Regions from separate parts of the Mus musculus genome. Here region 2 is linked to region 1. The links are chromatin loops, found by intact Hi-C in ENCODE. Cell type or tissue: heart. All regions are shown on one strand.

What was found. Hi-C counts contacts between places; a loop is a spot of excess contacts. Peaks named below come from ENCODE experiments on the same cell type or tissue, not always from the same donor. Only the 100,000 strongest peaks of a DNase experiment are listed, where the experiment ranks them.
Region 2: a loop joins it to region 1, with 1.8 times the contacts of the local background. A loop is called at or near these places in 2 of 42 quality-filtered maps.

The regions. Positions count from the first base shown.
Region 1 is chr16:23,328,017-23,336,016 of GRCm38, forward strand. It overlaps St6gal1 (beta galactoside alpha 2,6 sialyltransferase 1), which reads left to right. Exons shown (of 8, transcript NM_145933.4): 5 at 326-423. Among named protein-coding and RNA genes, the nearest start is that of Gm30814, 5.3 kb to the left of the region's middle. In heart, no CTCF peak of the experiment used is centred here; a DNase peak (open chromatin) is centred at 4,935.
Region 2 is chr16:23,235,411-23,243,410 of GRCm38, forward strand. All of the region lies in intron 1 of St6gal1 (beta galactoside alpha 2,6 sialyltransferase 1), which reads left to right. Among named protein-coding and RNA genes, the nearest start is that of BC106179, 14 kb to the left of the region's middle. In heart, CTCF peaks have their summits at 4,340 and 5,144; DNase peaks (open chromatin) are centred at 4,401 and 5,401; H3K4me3 peaks cover 509 bases; H3K27ac peaks cover 1,166 bases; H3K27me3 peaks cover 1,007 bases.

The DNA of each region.
Region 1 (8,000 bases):
CTAGTGAATGTGTGGTTTATTCCATTAATAACTGAGAAAGGACTCTGCTATAATAAGCCTGTTGGCCCTGTTCTTTTTTCTGTTGTGTCAGTGCACACTGGTGCCACTAGATGGACTTCACAACTAATGGACATCTTGTCTCTTGTAGTGGCCAACAGACCTGTGATCACCTTCATGAACTTCACTGGGCTGGGTACCACACTCACGTTATACTAACCCTTGTGTACCGTGTATTTTTTATCTTCTCTCTGCCTTCCTTTTTCCTGTCTCTCTTCCTGCACATTGCCAGCACTCACCCCCATTTTCCATTTCCTGTGGCTTACAGATAATCATGATGCGGTCCTGAGGTTTAATGGGGCACCTACAGACAACTTCCAACAGGATGTGGGCACAAAAACTACCATCCGCCTAGTGAACTCTCAGGTAAGGATTCTTTTCTGCAGAGAGCACATCAGAGGAAGATGACTCCGGTGTGGGCCCTAGTGTTGAGCCTGTCCACATCAAAGCTGCCAGGTTGATTACGTTTCTTGACTTTCCGAGTCCCAGAGATGTCCCTGAAGAAGGGCCAGTGATTCCATGGCCAACCTTGTGATGTGTTGTCCATAAGGTCCTCTCCACGTGAAGAGTATACACAACGGAGCTGCCTAGGGTTGAGGGGAACAGGGTTTTACTTTCTCTTGTAACCATGCAGTTGTGCCTATAATTTTTAGACAAGAGACCAGCAGATCACAGGACATCCAGGGGAGAAAGAGAAGTGTTGTGATAAGTAAGCAAAGATGGTACAGAGCTTGAGGTGGGCCCTAAAACACTGCCCAAGTGTAGGGCACAACATCAGTGCCATAGAAGTCTATGATGTACTAGAATCTACGCATTACTTGATGAATTTTCTAATCCTTCTCTAAGGTAGTAGTAGACATGTTGCTTTCTCAATACTAATAGGAATGTTAGATTTGTTCTTGCCAAAAAGTTCTGTTAGTTAATTTAGTGGGAAAAAACCAAACTGGATTTATGCAAATAGCCCCAACTGCATGGTAGCCAGGCACAGTGGTGTGCATGATAGTCCCAGCCACTGCGAGACTGAGACAGGATTAAGACTCCATATAAAGATAGATAAATAGACAGACAGACAGACAGACACACACACACACACACACACACACACACACAGAGAGAGGGGGGGGATAGACAGATGATAGACAAGTTCTGTACTAAGACTGCCAATGTATTAACCCCACTATTAGCAGTGATGTTTGCTCTTCCCTCAGCAGACACAGTTGCCTTAGATGATCCTCTGTGGATGTATAACCTCTCTACTATTTCAGTCTGCCTCTTACGGCTATAGGGCCTGGAATCGATCAGAATAGTCCACCAGAACTGTGCTAGTGTTGTGGCGTCTTCCTTTCCAGCAGCAGGGCTCCGTGTCTTTATTCCTTTCTCTTTCTTTTCGGACTCGCTGGAGCTTCCAGCTGCTGGAACTCTGCCCTTCTTCCTGTACAGTGTTCTTTGCGTCTGAGGCCCACGGTTGTAAGAGGTGAGGTCAAGGAACACAACTTCTGTGCGTGCGAACTTATTTCTTGTCCCGTCCCCTCCCAGTCTTTTTTTTTGGGGGGGGGGGGAGCAGCATCTTGCATTATTGTCCAGACTAGCCTTGACCTCTGCTCTCCTCTTCCCCTCTCTCAAGTACTGAGAGTCATCCGAAGGAGTCACCATGCCCAGTTTTAAACCTCTGTGTTATTATTTTAATTTAAAAACAGAAGTTATTTTCTATCCTGGCGGTATCTCCAGTGTCCTCCTACTTCCAGGGTCTCTGCTATTCGGCCTCAGGGATTTATCATTATTTTGTAGAGACAGGATCTCTCTCACTGGGGCTTGCGGATTAAGCCAGTTTGACTTGCAGACCCCAGGGATCTGCCTGTCTCTGCCTCCCCAGTCCTGAGGTTACAAGAGCATGCATCTGCCCAGTCTTTCACATGGCTGCTAGGGATGGGAGTTATGCTCTTGTGCTTTCTTCAGCAAGCATTTTACCAACTGAATCATCTCCTTAGTCCTGCATTTTGGGGGTTTCAGTATCACTTTCTTTAGCAATCAAAAAGATGCATGTGAAGAAATAGTTTGGCTAACAAACTTCTCTGATGCAAGTGGCCTTGAGTTTGATGTCAAAGCGGGGCTTGATTCGGAAGGATACTGATGGAGGCCTGCCTGAGGGAGGAACCAGCAGGACAGAGATACTCAGGATGTGAGAGTCTCCTTATCGGGCTGGGCTGAAGGTGGAAGGAGGCAGGATTCATGTTGCCTGGTGGAGGGGGAGGAGGCTAGCCTTTGAGTGCTCAGATTAACACGTCTAGAAAATGTGATATTTAGTTATGATCTTTTATCCCATCCTCTAAAAATCTCTTCATATTTCCACTGGTTTTCTTCTCATGCCCCAGACACAGGAAATCTGAGCTAGAGAGGACAAAGCCCTACAATTCCAGCTGGGGTTTATGTCAAATTTAGGTATCTGTAAAGAGATGTCACGTAGGCATTTACAAGAGAAAGAGAGAGAGAGACAGACAGACAGAGAGATGGAGAGACAGACAGACAGACAGACAGAGACAGAGAAAGACAAACAGACAGAGGCAGAGTTTCATCAAAGTGTATGTCTTGTAGTTGAGGTAGGAGAAGAGGAAGTCTGCTAAAAGGAATTTCAAACACAGAAAACCTTTGTCCCTAAGGAATGTATCGGCCTGTTAAGTGAACCAAGGGAAGAAGGTAATTTTAACAATGAAAGTATCTTAAGAATACAGTAACAAGATGGTATAATTATAGTTCAGTAGCCTACAAGAGTGGCTTTCCACAGTGTTGGGATTTATTGGATGCCAGTAAATTCATACTGTAGCCAAAGCTACAGTGGTTCCAATGGCAGTAACTTACCAGGTAATTCCTGCTTTCTTTGGCAGCCCTAGCCAGAGCAAACGTGGGTTCTTTTATCCTTATCTTAATTTTTAACATTGACTTTCAAGTCACACATTTCATATCACACAAAATATATATCTGTCTATCTATCTATCTATCTATCTATCTATCTATCTATCTATCATCTATCTATCTTTCTATCATCTATCTACTATCTATCCATTTATTTATCCATCATATAGCTACCTATCTCTATCTATCTATCTATCTATCTATCTATCTATCTATCTATCTATCTATTCATCTATCTATTTATATATCATCTATCTATCTATCTATCTATCTATCTATCTATCTATCTATCTATCTATCTACGTGTGTATGTGAAGAGGTTGAAGAGTGACTGAAAGAACTAAATGGCTATTGCAGGGGTGTTCATAGGTTTATGAAGGCCTACGACGGGGAAATTGATAGAAATGTAAGGGGCAAGATATCAGTGTTAGGCTTCAGGGTCAGAACTGAGCTATAGAGTCTAGTGGAGCTGTATAGACAAAAGGGCAGGAGCAGGTCAAGATGAATGAACAGGCAGGTGGGCAGGTCTGGGTGGGAGAAGAGAATGTAGGTAGATGGTAATTCTGTTAGACTATCAAAAGCAGGACTAAACCAAGCTGAACCCTGGAGAACAATGGCGAGATCTGCCAGTTGGTCCTTTGACATGCATACTAGGGTGGTCAGCAGCTGACAGGTTGCTGGGGGTCACTGCCACTGTAGTTTTAAGTGTTTGCCTCGCTATGATCTAGTGTATCCAGTAAGTTTTCTGGTCTGATTTACCTGATATGCCTTTAAGATACCTATGTTATGCCCTTCCTTCTCAATTCACTCTGATAAATTGACAGGGTGGCACCCTTCCTACTCCCAGGAATAAATCGTTCATCAGTCTGTGCATGTGAGTGGTGCCGGACATGTCCACACTGGTACAGAGTCATCCTCCCTCCTCAAGATGGTGTCAAAACCTCCTTGAGAATGGATTCTCTCAGGATGGCACAGACTGATAGACCACTGTTTTACACAATGCAGGGTAACTTGGAGCAGGGCACTGGCGTTTCTATTCTTTTCATGGTGTAGATGAGATGGAGCTGAGTAAATTTAAAAACCAACACAGGTAGAAAGGAAGCCTCTGGGGAGGTGCCCAGGAGGAAGCCCCCCCCAAGCCTGTCTCCCTCCTAGACCACCACTGTGACCAGTAGAGATGACACTATTTTGGGACTTATAGGTCTTAGGTGACTTAGAGCTTCAGGTTTAAATGGGAAACTGGTTAATTTGGGTCAATCTGTGCTGTTAGCATCTATAAGCCCCCACTTCCCATTCTTAACTCCAGGACACGGCAGCTGTGTACACAGTCCTAGATTAGTCTAGATAGAGATCAGGTCTTGCTAATTGCTGTTTGTTATCACAGGGATAAAAGCTCAGAGTAGATGGCCAAGGTCATCACTACACTTCCTCCTTATTGTTAAAAGCAGCTTCCTCTCTGGCAAAGATTTTAAAGCCCAGATCTCCCCCTCTTTACCCTTTTAGGAGACAGATATTGAAAACTAGTTCATTTAAAACAGCATAACGGGACATTTGACTTCGTTTTATTATTACTACAAATACATGAGACATTCAGTTTACAAGGAGAAAATGCTGGGGCTAGAGAGAAGACTCACTGGTTAGCAGTGTGCACTGGTCCAGTAGAGGACCCGAGTTGGGTCCCCAGCATCTATGCCAAGTGGCTCACAAGGGTCATCTTAGAAGACGCTGAGCTCTGAGGGCTCTAGTGCTCATGCACACACACCTCTAGATGCAATTTAAAATGATAATAAATCTTAAGAACAAGAAAATATTTACTTTGGCTCCCAGTTACATGAGAGCCTGTGCTGAGACAGCACGCCATTGCTCACTTTGTGTACGGGACTAGAGAAAGGGGAAGTCCAAGTGCTCTCTTCCAAGACTCGTTCCTAACAAACAAAGGCATCTCACTGGGCTATCCCACCCTTCAATGTTAGTCATAGGCAGGGAGGAGATTCTGGCAATGGAACACTCATCAGAAGCATCTTGTTAACTGACCCAGCCGAAGAGAAAGGGAACTGGACTGGTTCGCATCAGCTTCCAGCAAGCCCAGGCCTTGAAGTCATTTGGAACAGTTTGTCCACAGCTGATTTCTAGGTGGTATCTGTCAGCAAGGTGGAAATCTGCTAAATCAGATATAGACTAGGGATAGAAGTTAAAGTCAAGAAACTTAAAGGAAAAAAATATTACATTTGTAGCTTTCAGGACCCTAGTCCTGGTGGTTAGGGGAGGAATCCCAAAGTGGGGGGGAGTTGAGTTGGGGAGGGAGTGATATAGGCACAGACAACTAGGGTGTACTTATCTAGAGTCTGTTTGATCTGTGAGAGGTAGATCCAAAACGGAACGACTTCCACAACTCCCTGAAGTATTTTTGATTTTTTTTTTTAGTTTAAAAAAAGAGATAAAAATTTTAGATTTGATAGCGTTATCATTGTTCACAATCCGCACTGAAATCCACATTGTAGAAAAAGCAGCTAATTCTGTAAACAGAGTAGAAGCATGCTTATGAGCTAGCAGAAGCGATGGGTTTGCCTTAAAAAGTATGGACATTTGCTTCTCTGTCCAGAGGGCTGGGTACCCAGATTGAGCCGAGATGGTTTTAGCCCGGTCAGAAGCAGACAACCAAAGGAAACGTCAGATCTTGAGCTTGTGACTAGTAATGGTAATCCGTGCTTTACCAGTTTATCAGAATTCCGTTAATCGATGTTAGAACTCTGAACTTCTGAGATCTTAGTATAACAACAACATCATAGAAGGGGACGGAAATTTGAAACATTTTGTATTCTCTCATTTTTTTCATATATCTTAAATAACTTCCTAAGGCCTTCAGAACTTACACAATATTTTACATCCACAGAAGTTGCTTTCTTAGACCCCTGTAACTTACATAGACTTCACATCCCTTTCTTTCCGATATAAATCATTTGACAGAGACATAAGTAGTTATTACTGAGAGCTGTGACTGCAGATGGTAAAGGGGGGAAGGGGATGTTGATATCATTAGACTACTTCCTGCTGATTGGGGCACCAAGTTCCTTGGGGCATGTCTAATCTTCATTGTCAGGATATCTCCAACCAGCCAATAGCAGCAGCAAGGGCAGCAGCTGCTGCCACCTCTCTTGGGGCTGAATATCCGAATTGGTATTCTTTTAGTATCAGAATAAAACTTTGAGTCATAAATACAGTTCACAGGGACACTGGGAACTTACTTCCCCAGGCCTTCCATGGCGCACCATTACAGATTGTCACAGTTCCTTAGGTGACTCTTATCTAAATAGCTAACGATTAACAAAGTTGGCACAGACTAAGAGACTAGGCGTCCATTCTTTGGTCAGTCTCTGTCAGCCTGGATAGTCCCTGGTTAGGAAGACATTCCATGGTCTCTTTGCCAGACTGCTTAGGTCACTGACTTACTGCATCCCATGATAGGAATATTCTAGGTTCCTCTGTTTGGTGCTGATAGCTGCAGCTCTAATTCGTTAGCCATTCATTCATTCATTACTTATTTATTTGAAGATTACATATTAATAAACTGGGCCGTGGTGGAGGACATTTTTAATCCCAGTACTTGGAGGGCAGAAGCAGGCAGATCTGTGTGAATCTGAGTCCAGCCTGGTCTACAAAGCGAGTTCCAGGTCAGCCAGGGCTGTTACACAAAGAAACCCTGTCTTAAAAAAACCAACCAAACAACCAAACAAACAAAACAAAATGAAAACAAACAAACAAAACCAAAAAAAATCCCCAAAGAGCATATTAGTCGACATCTAATATAAAGCATTTTAGAAACTTAAAATATGGGCTGGTGAGATGGCTCAGTGGGTAAGAGCACCCGACTGCTCTTCCAAAGGTCCAGAGTTCAAATCCCAGCAACCACATGGTGGCTCACAACCATCCGCAACAAGATCTGACTCCCTCTTCTGGAGTGTCTGAAGACAGCTACAGTGTACTTAATATATACTGATGAGTGTTCCATTGCCAGAATCTCCTCCCTGCCTATGACTAACATTGAAGGGTGGGATAGCCCAGTGAGATGCCTTTGTATATTAAGTATTAATATATATTAATAAATAAATCTTTAAAAAAAAAGAAACTTAAAATATCTCATAGCCTTATAAATGTAAATATTTAAAGGAAATATCTAACTTTTTAATTTAAAGTTTCAAAACTCCTAAATTTCCCTTTTAAAAAAAGTTAAAAATCTGTCTATTGTAAACTCCAATAATATATATATATATAAATACTCTATTTTATTGTAAGAGAGACAAAACAGGGCACAGCCACAGTGGGGACAAAGCAAAACCAAACTCCAACAGTGCAAACAACTCAATGTTCAGTGTCTGGGATTCACTCATCTGGGCTTCCCCTAAGGGCTTGGGTCCCCTCTGTGGCCCCACCCTGGGCAGCACACACAGACAGGCACACACAGCAGGTCTCCTAGGCTCCAGCTGGCTCTGTTTCTGGCTGCCTCCATCCCGATGGGGGACAGCAGCTAAGATGGCAACAGACAAGCCACATGTTGCTTATAGCCCAAGATGGCATCATACCATATGGTTCCTTTAAGGTTACCTATGTATAGATTTTTAACTGTCAACCTCTCATGTTACAAATTTTAAGTTAACTTTTTTTTTTGTTACAGATTTTACAGATTTTTAACCATACCCAGTAAACATACAAATTTTGAGGTACAGAAAGTTTACATAATGAATAGTCTTACAGATCTTGAGCTAAGGTTTACATCTTAGCAAAAGTTTTAGGCAGTTAAATGAAACCAATAATCTAATTCCTGTTGTTGTTTTGCTTTGCTCTCCCATCTCTGTCACAAAGTCAAGTGGCCTGTCTGACAGAGGACAATTGGAGGTTACCCAAGCATGCTTGGGTCTACAGGAGGGAGAGTCATAGCCCACTCCAGAGTCAACTTTTCAATAAAGTAGAGCAACATTAAACAACTTTAATATTATCCATACCCAAAAGATATTTGAATCCCTGCCAAACTGAAT
Region 2 (8,000 bases), 93 kb before region 1:
TAAGCTCTTTCTTTTCTTCCATCCAGAACTTGCTCAGAGGTACACATGACTGAATGGTTACAAGTTAATTGATGCATGTGATGATTCAAGTGTGTCAGCCTAGGGAGAAAGGTTTCGAAATGTTCTCTGAAAGAGGAAACAGCTCAGCTAGGTGTCCGAAGGTAGCAGGGTTACCCTTTTGACAGGAGGGTGAGAAAGGGCTATATATACAACAGAGGGTCAAGGGTGAGGGTCAGCATGCTGATGTGTTGAGGTTGATCCTGAGGAGGAACATCAGAGTCGGGAAGTGGTGAGAGACGAGGCTAGGTACTTGTGTGCGCAGGACAGTCTTTCCTCATTCCCTCTGTACCATGCACTATTATTACCTGTTTTTGTGGGCGAGGAAACAAAAGCGGAGGCAGTCTGGTGACTTGTTCAAAGGCAGATCATTCGGTGAGCTGAGGTGCTTGGGCATCTTGCTCTCCAGTCAGGCATTTGGCCTTCACTCCAGGGCCTGCAGGGGCAAGCTGAAGTCTGGTTTTTGCTGGCCAAGATAACCTTCCTTGTCTTTCAGTCTTTCCAGGGGAGCATCCCTGGTCAAATCTTTGTTTATCCACCTGCCTCTCAGCATTAGTCCCCTTTGCTACACCAAGGCCGGCTGCCTGATGTCCCCCTCTCCTGTGGCTTGGTTTTGTCTTCTATTTATTCAGCCAACCAGTAGACTAGAAATGTCAAAAGAAACCTTTATGTGTGACAAAAAGGATGATGAAGGGCTTTTTTTTCTTAAAACATTTCAGATTCCTATGGGAGTTTAGGCATTACCTGGGACACATCTGGGATTGGCATGGGCATTGTGGGGGGTCTGGAGGGGTGGAGCAAGGGTCTGTGGCTGGACTGGACTGGTAGGAAGGATTTGGGAAGGAACGGAATTCACTTACAAACAAAACTGTTCTGTCTTACCCAACCATAAATGAGCTCTTGGGCTGTTGTCTTCATCTCCCAGAGTAATTTCTGGTTTGGAGCTGGTCTTTGGTTAGGTGTAGCATAGATACTCAAAGTAAAGTTTATTGAAAATTATTAAATTGAGAACTCAAAGACAGATCATTGAAATTACGGGCTGAAATAAAACCATAGAATTACAAAAAAAATAAAATAAAAACAAAAACAACAACAACAACAACAACAACAACAAAAACAACTGAGGAGAACACAAACGATGTTCTTAGAGAAAATTAATAGATAACCTGCAAGTATCATGGCAGCTTAGTGGAGGACACTCTCCCAGAGTAAGTGAAGCTCTGGGTTCAGCCCCCAGCAACGTACACACCTTGGTAGGGGAACTGGATGTAGCCATTAAACACCAAGATGGTGGCAGCGTAGGGGAGCCTAAGGAAAATCCATAGCATGTGCTGAGGACAACAGAAATAGACCTGAAGTCTCAAGGTTGTACCAAGGGGGTCCTTTAGAATGACCATAGGGGGATTTCTAAGAATTCTATTTAAAAAATCTTTATTGCATGGGAGTTGTATAAGGTCACTGTCATGTAAATATATAATGTGCTCTGATCACACTTCCTTCCAATCCCTATGGTCAACCATCAGGGAACCCTTAAGAGGCACACGTCATTCTTGTCATTGCCCAAAACTTGGTCCCATACCACAGCTGGCTGCAGAGGTCTCCAGATGGGGGTTGTCTGATCTGGAAGTTGGCGCCAGAGAAGGCTTTTCAGTACTGACAGTTATGAGGGTAAAATTGACTGAATGCTAAACCAGACAGGACAGCCTGGGAGATCACAGCTCTAAAAACAAACCCAGAACAGAACAACTTGCTTAGGCTTATCTAAATGGCATCATTGACCCATGAGTGGGCAGAGGGCAGATCAGGTGAGAGACTCAGATGAGCAGGACATTGTCTTTTCATGGGTTTTGGGGACGCAATCGTGTAGACAACCTCCAGGCAAAAGAAAGCACACTGTAGATCACAAGACTCATAAGCTGCTGCGCGGTGGAGGGAGGCCTCTTGGAGGAGACTGTTTGGCCTGGGTGCTGAAGGTGAGTTCTGCGGTTTGATTTGAGAAAAGGGAGTCGTGAGAATACTGAGGAGGAGTGAAGTGTGTGGCCTGCAGGGCCATTGTGAGTGACTTGTGGCCGGAGAGCAAGGGCGAATGCATGCACAGCTGCTCTTGACCGTGTAGCCTCGGCATGCTAGCAAGCACACACCAGTTTGGATAAACTGAACGTTTGGCCCTGGTGTATAAACTGAAGCCATGATCTCTCTGAGGCAGGGTTGGGGAAAAGCTTTATCGTAGATATGAGGCATCTGGAAGAGGCGAATACAGAATGAGAGAGAGAGAGAGAGAGAGAGAGGGAGAGAGAGAGAGAGAGAGAGAGATAGAGAGAGAGAATAGATTGAACATAGCCACCAGACTGGACCTGGCCATGAGAGGAGAGAGAGAAGGATGGGGAGAGCGAGAGAGGAGAGAGAGTGTGGGCAGAGGAGACCAAGAGAGGATGCCTAGAGAGGAAGACAAGAGAGCAAGTAGCCAAAAATAGTAGGGTTCTATAGGAATGAGAAGCTGGGGGAGGGGAGCCCAGGAGCTGGAGAAGTTTAGGCTAGGGGGAGGGGTGAAGGAGCCTGGAGGCCTCTGTATGCTTTGATAGGCTAATAGGCCCACCGATAACCTTCTATCCTCCTTGATAGTGACAAGAAATTGGCTGCTTTGATAGGGGAAATGGGTGCCAGAATTTTGGGGGATGGAGTTTTCTTTGGCCCTGACAGCAGCCCCATGTAACACAGTTGTTTTTCCTGCACTGATGAAGGCACGGTATTCAAAGTGGTTTACCTAAAGTAATTCAGTGTAAAGTTGTGCCTTAAACCCTGTGGGCTCTCTGAATTCCAAAGCCTGTGGTTTCCTCTTGTGCTATGACTTGTGGGCCATAGGGACACCTGATTAGCTACCTTACTGAAACAAACTTTACAAAAGGCAAATGTGAGATATGCTTTTCACAGATTGCAATTTTTTTAAGCATGAAATAGTTTATTTAGGGCATGGGGAAGGGAGTTGAGAGGGTAGTAGGGACAGAGAAAGTGAGGGAGGGGGCGGGGAAGAAGGAGAGGGTAAGAGGAGAAGAGATGGGAGGGGAGGGGAGGGGAGGCTGGCCATAAACACATGGAGGGGGTGGGGGGAGAAGGGGTGATGAGGGAAGAGGGCAAGAGAGTAAGGGAGCAAGAGCCACAGGCAGCATTTTATCAATGAGCTTCCTATACATGTACTTACATACTTCTATTTACCTGTCAAAGAAACTATACTTTAGCTTATGGTGTCTTAGTTACTGTTACACTACTGTGAAGAGACATCATGACCATGGCAAACTCTTCTAAAGAAAGCATTTGATTGGTGGCTTGCTTACAGTTTTAAAGAGTTAGTCCCTGATTGTCACAGTGGGAAGCAGACAGGTATGGCACTGGTGCCTTAGCTAAGAGTTTTCTATTCTGGTTCACAGGCATCAGGAGAGAGACAGAGACAGAGACAGAGAGACAGACACAGAGAGACAAAGACAGAAACACAGACAGAGAGACAGACACAGACAGACTAGACCTGGCATGGTCTCTTGAAACCTCAAAGCCCACCCCCAGTGACACACCTTCTCCAACAAGGCCATAGCCCCTAATCCTTCCCAAACAATTCTATTCCCTTTAAATGTAAGCATTTAAATTATGAGATATGGAGACCTTTCTTGTCTGAATCACCTCAGGTTGTAAATTTTGTAGCTAAAGTTTTAGATTTGACAACAATCTATTGTCCAGACTCTCTAGTATCTCGCTGCTATATGATCCCAGCATACGTAATGACACCCTAATTTCCTTCTCATTAAAAGGTTTTTTGTTTTGTTTTTTTGTTTTTTGTTTTTGTTTTTTTTTTTTTTGTTTTTTGTTTTTTGTTTTGTTTTTTTTTTTTTTTTTTTTGAGACAGGGTTTCTCTTGAGTTCTGTCCTGGAACTCACTTTGTAAACCAGGCTGGCCTCAAACTCAGAAATCCGCCTGCCTCCCAAGTGCTGGGATTAAAGGCATGCGCCACCACCGCCCAGCGTGTCATGAGTTTTTAAAGTTTAAATTAGGCTACAGATATTACAGGATGCATAAAGATAGAAGAGCCACATAGAGGGTTTGCTACTGTGGACACAGGCTTTGCCTTCCCGAAGGTGTACAACGGCTGAAGCACCCACAGGTAGGTGTCTGAGTGCTCCTAGCCACAGACTGGGTCCCTGAAGTGTTGAAATAAGTGACTTGGTCAAGAGGCACAACACTCTGCATCCTGATTCAGATAAGCAGCCCTGGCTTTCAGTGGGAGGCGGCAGAGAGGGCTTGGCAGGCACCTGTGTTGCCTGGCCTGGTGAGGGAGTCTTTCTCCTGTCTTCCAGCTTGCTGGGGAATGCCTGGGCTAGGGAGTTGGTCTGGATGGCTGTCAACAGCTCAGCGAGGGTGGAGGAGGGTGTCCAGACGTGTGTACTACAAGGAGGAATGTGAGAACTGCCAGGCAAGCAGTTCCCCTTCCATATCTGGGAAAGGCTGGTGGTCGGGAAAGAGACAGGCAGGATAGGGTTGGCAGGATGTGTGGTAGCAGTCTTCATTCTGTATGGGTACCTATGAGGACAAACTATATTCAGGAGGAAGGGCATCTAGCTCTCAGGCTGTTTTAATGTGGCCTGGAGTATCTTCCTTCTACTTTAGGAAGAATAGAGAGGGCCCTGGCATGGCCTGGAGGCTCAAAAGCCTTAGCATAGGGGAATGTGTGCCCACATGTGTAGGCATGGCCACACTACTGTAAATACCTAGTGCACCCCGTAGTGTTGAAGGGCTCCACCTGTCTGAATCCACCGATCTTTCAGCTTATGAGAGCCAGGCCTATGTCACCATGCTCAGTGGTAGACAGCCTTAGCCTTGCCCAAATGAGGCCCTGAAGCTGACAGAGAAAAGAGGATTTCTTTCATCTCTTGAACCGTAGTTATTTGTTAGAATGCGGTTTCTTGGATGGTTAGTATTGTGCACAGCTTCAAGCCCAGCACATGACTGAGCACTGGGGCGTCTCCTGGAATGAGCTCAGCAACCCTGGTGGTCATAGGCCACGCTTGGCCTCGACACATGCACAGCAGCCCTGCAGGGGAGGCCGGGAGAGCAGGTAGAGGGAGCCGTAGCCGTCTGGGGCAAGCACCACCTTGCAGCTGTGCTCGGCTCATGAAAGAGTCCTTTTTTCCTACCTGTCAATTACGACCTTCGGAGGGAGAGTCAAGCAGAAATGGAAGAGGAAGTGTGGTGTGGCTCTCCATGTGAACTATGCTGGGGAGCCAGGCTTGGAGCCTTGCTTGTCTGAGCCCCTTGGGAACCAAGTATATCAGAGTTTGTTCCAGATGGGAGAGGGAAGGAGGCAGCCTGCCAGCTCTGACAAATGCTGCTTGCTGTAGGGCTGGAGGCTGCTGGCCCAGGGCCTGAGCTGGAGGAGGCTAATGATAGTGTGAGGAATCAATCAATCCCCCAGATGAGGGAGGCTTCCTGCTAGAGGCATGTGGCTGCTTTTCTTTTCATCTTCACAATGAATGTCTTATTCTGGGCTGTCCATTTGGGAAAGGGAGGGAGCAGGCAAAGAGGAGCCCTGCAGCCTCGCCCAGGGCAGCACTCCTGCATTGGAAGCGTCTGTCCGTCCGCCCTACCCATGCCTTCAGGGACCGTCTTGGTGACTCAACAGGATGAGGCTGAGCAGTTTGCTGCTACCCAGTCACCTTTACAGTCTCCCTTCCTCAGGAAGCCCTTAGCTTTTGGGGGAAAGTCACATGCTTTCCAGCTAGGTGGACTTGGGTTTAAATTCTAGATGTGTTGTTTGTTGTTAACTCTTTGAACTTGGAGACTGAACTTCTCAGATGCTCATTTTGCGTCCTAGTCTGCAGTAATTCTTCCAACATCATAGCATTGACATGCATGCTTCAAGTAGAGCTGGACACATGACTGTGATCAACAAATAGCTGTTTCAAAGACCACAACTCAGTATCCAGAATCTACAAAGTACTGCAGAGAGAGGGGTGGTGGTGGTGGCAGAGACAGACACACGAGAGGTGGGGGGCAGAGACCCAGGAGACAACTGCCAATCTACAATAGGCTGAAGAAAAAGGAACAGGTAGATCTCAAAAGAAGAAACACAAATGGTCAGCAAATGTTTTAAAAAGTGTTCAACATCCCTAGTCATCAGGGGAATGATTTGAGATACTTACTGTCACATCCTAGTCAGAATGGCTGTCATCAATATATCTGATTACAAATGTTGGAGAGGATGTAGGGGAAGAGAAACCATTATCCATTGCTGTGCGAGTCCAAATTATACAGCCATGGTGCAAATAAATGGAGACTCCACAAATAAATAAATTTTAAAAAATTGCCGTAAATATTTAAAAAGAACCGCCAAGTTCCTACGCTCCATCCAACTACTCTCTGCCCACCAACTCTCTGGCAGGGCCGGAGCTCCCGAGTTCCCTTCGCTGCCATACCAGCCCCATGCAACGACCGTCTACCCCTCAGCCAGCGACCACAACACCCAGCAACCTGGTAGAAACAAAACTCTAGAAGTTTATAATTAAGTCAGATTTATATATCAATAAATTCTCAATTCACAAGATGCCCACACAATAATTTCAGAGCCAATCAATAATGATATAAGCTGCCCACCTAGATCAGACAAGTTATCCCAATTATTCCATTCCTATATGATATTCATAACTACCTGTGGCTATTTAAAACCATGTGAGATCAGGATCTTCTTCCTGTCTGTCCGCCTCCATCTTGGCTTCTTTTCTCTCCTCTCTGAGTCGTTCTCTGACCCTGCAACTCTTCACTCTGCTTCCCTTTTCCCTGTCCAATCACAGGCCTCCTGCTGCCCCACCATTGTCCTCCTGGGCAATGAGACTCTATGCCCTACCACAGAGATACTTGAACCTCCATCTGTGTTCATTGCTGCTCTTTTTTACAGTAGCAAGGAAACAGAATCAACTTAGATGGCATTCAACAGATGAATGGATTATGAAAATGTGGAACTTTCACAGAGCGGGATACTATACAGCTGTGAAGGAAAAAAGAAAGAAAGAAAGAAAGAAAGAAAGAAAGAAAGAAAGAAAGAAAGAAAGAAAGTAAGTTGCAGGAAAATGGAAGGTCCAGAAAAGTATAATGTTGAGTGAGGTGACTTTACCTCGGAAAGGCAACAAGCCACATGTCTGTCCTCATATTCGGCTTCTGTCCTGTAGTCTATATGTGCCCTAGGTCAATGGGTGTGAGTGGGGGCAAACTTTAGAAAGGAGGCCACGTAAGGAAGGACAGAGTGTAGGCAGAAGGGCCAGAGTCAGGGAAGAGAGTATTAAAGCTGTTACTTTCTAGTTTCAACGTCATCATAGTGTTTTCTTTTCTTTCATTCTGTAGGGAGTGGGTATGTGGATTCAATTTTCCTGTTTCCAAGTAGCAACAATCATGTTTGCATTCCAGAAGAGTCCAGCATGTGTTCTTCCTTTGAGGCAGTGCTTGTGGAAGCTGGGCCTTCTTTTTAATTCCATTGACCACTCGAGCAATAGAAGTGGACATGACTAGTGCCTTAGTTAGGGTTGCTGAGAAGAGACACCATGACCAAGTCATCTCTTGTAAAGGACAACATTTAATTAGGGCTGGCTTACAGTTGCAGACGGTCAGTCCATTATCATCATGGTAGGGAGCATGGCAGTGTCTGCTAGAGGAGCTGAGAGTTCTATATCTTGATCTGAAGGCAGCCAGGAGTGGACCTGAGCATAGGAGACCCCAAAGCCTGCCTACACAGTGACACACCTCCTCCAACAAGGCCACACCTCCTAATGGTGGCACTCATTCCCCATGAGCCAAGCATTTGAGCACATGAGTCTGTGGGGGCCATTCCTAGTGCAGCTACCACGATGAGTTTGGAAGATTTGTCATGTCAGCCCACTTAGAAAGTGTGATCCTTTCGTTTAGATTTA